2 separate regions of the Homo sapiens genome follow, and region 1 is linked to region 2. Evidence: chromatin loops called from intact Hi-C (ENCODE). Cell type or tissue: CD4-positive, alpha-beta T cell. All regions are shown on one strand. Each heading gives the region's core, and the rest is flanking DNA. Links, peaks and the distances in the headings are about the cores only. Region 1 overlaps QSOX1 (quiescin sulfhydryl oxidase 1). Region 2 overlaps CEP350 (centrosomal protein 350).

What was found. A loop is a pair of places that touch in the nucleus more often than their neighbours do. Peaks named below come from ENCODE experiments on the same cell type or tissue, not always from the same donor. Only the 100,000 strongest peaks of a DNase experiment are listed, where the experiment ranks them.
Region 1: it touches region 2 in a loop (5-fold over the local background); 10 of 110 quality-filtered maps call a loop at or near these places.

What each region holds. Positions count from the first base shown.
Region 1 is chr1:180,177,797-180,180,604 of GRCh38, forward strand. It overlaps QSOX1 (quiescin sulfhydryl oxidase 1), which reads left to right. Exons shown (of 12, transcript NM_002826.5): 5 at 998-1,088. Among named protein-coding and RNA genes, the nearest start is that of QSOX1, 24 kb to the left of the region's middle. In CD4-positive, alpha-beta T cell, for the core only: CTCF peaks have their summits at 1,228 (motif pointing left) and 1,249 (motif pointing left); a DNase peak (open chromatin) is centred at 1,215.
Region 2 is chr1:180,076,297-180,079,104 of GRCh38, forward strand. CEP350 (centrosomal protein 350) reads left to right here. Exons shown (of 38, transcript NM_014810.5): 29 at 2,167-2,378. Among named protein-coding and RNA genes, the nearest start is that of QSOX1, 77 kb to the right of the region's middle. In CD4-positive, alpha-beta T cell, for the core only: no CTCF peak of the experiment used is centred there; no DNase peak of the experiment used is centred there.

The DNA.
Region 1 (2,808 bases), core at 118-2,617, 100 kb after region 2:
CCTGTCTAGCATATCCATTTGGACTGTCACTGGCTGGGCTCCAGCATCAATACCATGTTTTTGTTTGTTTTGTTTTGTTTTGGATATGTTTTGTTTTGTTTTGGAAACTGGGCCTCAGTTTCCTCATCTTAAAATAAGGAGATTGGGTTAGAGATATAGATGGCTTCTAAGGTCTCCTGAACCCAAGGCTTTCTGATTCTTTCATTGCTTTTTAATGCCTGCTCTAGGGAGGAAGGAGCACATCTCCCCCTTGGTCGTGACTTGTCACAGTTCCAGACTTATAGCTGTTGGGTTCTAATACCCCCCAGCTCTCAGGGGACCAATAAAAACCACATCCAGTCAGCCTGGGCCTGCCCCAGCACATGGAGACAACTGGTCTCAAAGCAGCCCTTCCCAGTCCCCCTCCCCACACGGCCTCCTACCCACTTCCGACTCTTTTTGTTTGTTTGTTTGTTTTTTGGAGACGGAGTTTTGCTCTTGTAGCCCAGGCTGGAGTGCAATGGTGCAATCCCAGCTCACTGCAACCTCCACTCCCCGGGTTCAAGTGATTCTCCTGCCTCAGCTGGGATTACAGGTGCCCGCCACCACACCCAGCTAAATTTTGTATTTTTAGTAGAGACGGGCTTTCACCATGTTGGCCAGGCTGGTCTCGAACTCCAGACCTCAGGTGATCCACCCGCCTCAGCCTCCCAAAGTGTTGGGATTACAGGCGTGAGCCACCGCACCCGGCCCACTCCTGACTTTTAAAAAGAGACAGGAAGCAAAAACAAAACCAAGCACCCAAGGTAGGTCAGATGAAGAGCCAGGGTTAGATAACAAGAGCAACATCCTTTGAGACTAAAGGTTTGGTTGACTCCCTTGGAGGGCCCTGTGTGGAAGCGGAGGAGGGCGGGATGGCCATACCTGCAGCACTGCATCACCAGCGTCTGGCGTTGCCAGCGGTTTTGTCTTATTTCTGCTGGCTGTGCAGAGTGACTGCCAGAATTGTCTCTTGCAGGCTGGAGGAGATTGATGGATTCTTTGCGAGAAATAACGAAGAGTACCTGGCTCTGATCTTTGAAAAGGGAGGCTCCTACCTGGGTAGAGAGGTGAGCTGCCCTGAAGTTCCCTGCAATTCTTGGATAGCCATGGAGAGAGAGCCCCAGTTTGGGAGCAGGGCTTTTCCTGCCAATTCTAGGGTCTTGGCTGCCTGGGTCTTTTAGCCTGGCATTGGCCTGACCCCTGCTGGGAGCCATGGGAAGTGCAGGAGCTGGACCTTTGCGTTTCAAAACCTTGCTGTTTATTCTTATCTCCTTCACGGAAATCAAATATAACACCTGCTGTTATTGAGCATTGGACCAGATTGCTGACACACGTAGCTGCTAATCCCCAAAATTAATGAAGGTGATCAAATAGCATGCCCAAGATCACACAGCTAGTAAGTTGGTAGAAGAGGGCTTTGAACCAGGTCCGTCTGGCTCCAAAGCCAATGTTGTTTCCACAGTGTCCCACTCCATGGGACTGGAGTGAAATATTTGGGAGGGAGGGAACATTAGCGACGCCCTAGCCCCACCGGAGGAAATGGGGTCCTTTACCCAGATGCCGGTCTGTCTCATGTGGGGCATCCGTGAGCCAGCTCCCCAGCGCTTCCAGCTGCAGTGCCCTGTCTAGAAAGCAGGGATGATTACGTTTCTCCGTAGTATTGTTGGGAAGGTCAAATGCAGCAGTTTATGTAAAGGGCCTGGATTGCAGCTGACACATAGTAGGTGCTTTATAAGGATCCATTCCCCTCGCCTAATGCAGAGAGCTCACCATTCTGCCATTGGTTCATGGACTTCTCCATAGACCAGTTGTGAGCTTTTCCCAGCTGCAAAGGTGGGACGTGCCAGTGCACGGGAGATACTCCAAGTCAGTGCAGGGAGACAGGCATGAGAGTAGGCATGAAATTAAACTGCACTGTCAGCCTGAGTGATTTTCCTGCTGAAACTCAACAAGCACAGCTGAGAGTCTGAGCTGAAGCCAGATGCTGTCTCCAGGCCTCTCAGCCCTGAGAGAGGAGGCACAGGGGTTGGGGAGGGGAAAGACAGCTTGGCTTAAGGAGTGCCTGACCCTCTGGGGTCCCAGTTCATGCCTGGGGTCATGCCTGTTATGTAGAGGTGATAAATGGTGATTGGAATCAGGTCTTTTCCCTCCCCTCCCACCACAGTCCTTGAGTACCAAGGGGCTGGGGTCCCAGTGGTTGGAGCCAAGTGCCCCATGCCCATGCAGTGGTGCTTAGCGTGGGACCAGTGGCTAAGGGCCCAGGTTCTGGAGCCACACTAAGCTGGGATTTGTAGCACAGTTCAGGCATATGCAAGCTGTGTGATCTGGAGGCATGATTTCACTTCTAAGCCTCAGTTTCTCCAGCTACAAGATAGGAGCTTTATATTTATTTATTTATTTTGATTTTTGTGAGACGGAGTTTCACTCTTGTTGCCCAGGCTGGAGTGCAATGGCACTGTCTTGGCTCGCTGCAACCTCCACCTCCCAGGTTCAAGCATTTCTCCTTCCTCAGCCTCCCAATTAGCTGGGATTACAGGCATGCACCACCATGCCTGGCTAATTTTGTATTTTCAGTAGAGACGTGGTTTCACCATTTTGGTCAGGCTGGTCTCAAACTCCTGACCTCAGGAGATCCGCCCACCTCAGCCTCCCATAATGCTGGGATTACAGACGTGAGCCACTGCGCCCAACCAGGAACTTTATTTTTATTATTTTGAGATGGAGTCTCGCTCTGTCGCCCAGGCGGGAGTGCAGTGGCACAATCTTGGCTCACTGCAAGCTCCACCT
Region 2 (2,808 bases), core at 249-2,748:
GTATCAGAAAAGGAAAGGCCAATCTTACCTATCCTGAATTATGTATTAGCACACCAAGTTCAACTATATATGCAAATCCTAATACTTAATGACAGAGTAGGATTAGCACACATTAAAAAGTTGATAATGTGGTGAATTACCTTACCCAGATTAAAGGAGAAAAATTGATCATCTCAATGGATTCAGAAAGACATTTGATAAAATTTAAAAAGCATTTGTGGGCCAGACACACCTGTAATCCCAACACTTTGGGAGGCTGAGGTGGGTGGATCACTTGAACCCAGGAGTTTGAGACCAGCCTGGGCAACATGGTAAAACCCCGTTTCTACCAAAAATAAAAAAATTAGTTGAGCATGGTGGCACACACCTGTGGTCCCAGCTACTCAGGAGGCTGAGACATGAAAGTCACCTGAGCCCAGGAGGCAGAGGTTACAGTGAGCTAAGATCATACCACTGCACTCCAACCTGGGTGACAGAGTGAGACTCTGTCTCAAAAAAATGAATCAATAAAAATAAAAAGCATTTGTGATAAAATAAATAAACCTCAGATCATAGTAGCCATAGAAAGGAACTTTCTTTACCTGATAAAAGGTATTAACAAAAACAAAAAACCAAACCTATAATAGATACCGTACTTAATGATAAAATATAGAAAGTTCTTTTGGATTTGGAGATAAGACAAGGAGGCTTATTTTTAGCTCTGTTCAGCATTGTGTAGAGGTCCTACACAGTACATTTAAGGCTAGAAAAAGAATTAAAAGCTATAAGGAGTGAGAAGAAGCAAAATTCTCATTACTTACAGTTAATAAAACTATACACATAGGTAATCCAGAATTTACATGTTAATTATTACAGTTAATAAGTGAGCTTAGCAAGGTTTCTGGTTATAAAATTCATATACAAAATTCAATTGCATATCTATACATCAGCAAAAATTGATTAGAAAAATATATTTTTTAAAAAAGATACAAATAGAAACAATATATAATAGAAACAAAAAATATGAAGTACTTAGGAATAAATTTAACAAAAAGTGTACAAGATCTTTATATAGAAAAATTTAGAATTTTATTAGGAGACATTAAAACCAAAACAGCCTGGGCACAGTGGCTCACACCTATAATCCCAACACTTTGGGAGGCCAAGGCACATACATCACTTGAGCTCAAGAGTTCATGACAAGCCTGGGCAACATGACCAAACACTGCCTCTACAGAAATATTAGCCGGGCATGGTGGCGCAGGCCTGTAGTCCCAGCTACTTAGGGGGCAGAGGCAGGAGGATTGCTTGTTCCTGGGAGGTCGAGGCTGCAGTGACCTGTTCGTGCCACTGCACTCCAGCCTGGGTGACAAAGCAAGACCCTGTCTCAAAAAGTAAAAAAAAAAAAAAAAAAAAGCCAAAATAAATGGAACATTATTCCATATTCACAGATTCAGTGTCATAAGATATTAATTCTCCTTAAACTGATCTGTAGATTCAAGACTATTTACATCAGAAACCCAGCAAGGTTTCTTCATAGGAAACCTTTGTCAAGCTCATTAAAAAATTTATATGAGGCTGGGCATGGTGGCTCACGCCTGTAATCCCAGCACTTTGGGAGGCCGAGGCGGGTGGATCACCTGAGGTCAGAGTTGGAGACCAGCCTGGCCGCCATGGTGAAACCCCATCTCTACTAAAAAGACAAAAATTAGCTGGGTGTGGTGGCATGTGTCTGTAATCCCAGCTACTTGGGAGGCTGAGGCAACAGAATCACTTGATCCCGGGAAGCGAAGGTTACAGTGAGCCGAGATCATGCTACTGCACCCCACCCTGGGCAACAAGAACGGGATGCCATCTTAAAAAAAAAAAAATTACATGAAAGAACAAGGACCAAAAAGCAAAGACACTACTAAAGAACCACAAAATGCAGAAACTTACTTTACCATACATCAAGACTTCTAAGGTGTAGTGATTAAAATAATAACATTTGCACAGAGAGAGACAAATAGACTGTGAAATAGATAACCCAGAAATAGATCTGTGCATCTGTGGAAGCTATGACTCTCCTGTTTGTGGGAGACAAAAATGCAGTAAGTAATAATATGCTAAAAACAATGTTTATTAGTGTAATTTTCCCATTGACCAAGATTGTATCTTTTTTTTCTTGTTTTCACCTTCTCTGTCTAGAAATAGCAAGTGAAGAGGAATCTCCAGTACCTCTGTACTCTCATCTAAACAGTGAAAGCTCCATTCCAGAAGAATTAGGCAGCCCTGCTGTTGAATATGTACCATCCGAGTCTATAGGACAGGAGCAGCCAGGGAGTCCAGATCACAGTATACTTACTGAAGAAATGATTTGTTCACAGGAACTAGAATCTTCTACCTCTCCTAGTAAACATGTAAGTTAATGTATATTTATATCTTAAAGATTCTCTAGAAAAAAAACTGAAAGGTATGTTAGCAGTTATATTATTGTAATTAATGACAGTGTTAACTGTCACCATACTTGTAACATATAGGATATAACATTTGAATAGAAATAAAGCTTTTCATTTACAAATATATGAATTTTGGCATTAGTGAAGGTTATAAAATCATTTGCTATCAAGTCTGTGAATATTGAGGGAATAGGAACTTCTAAAGTCTTTATGAAAAACAGTTTGTAGGAACAACACAAGTTCTTTCTGAAATTTGTTTTTTCACATAACAAAAACAGTAAGATCTTAAACCACACCAGAGTACCTTTACTGTAACTGAATTAATAACTTATGTATAACTCATAGAATAAAAGTAATGGTTTAGCCTCTTAAAGGCAGCTCTGAAACAGTT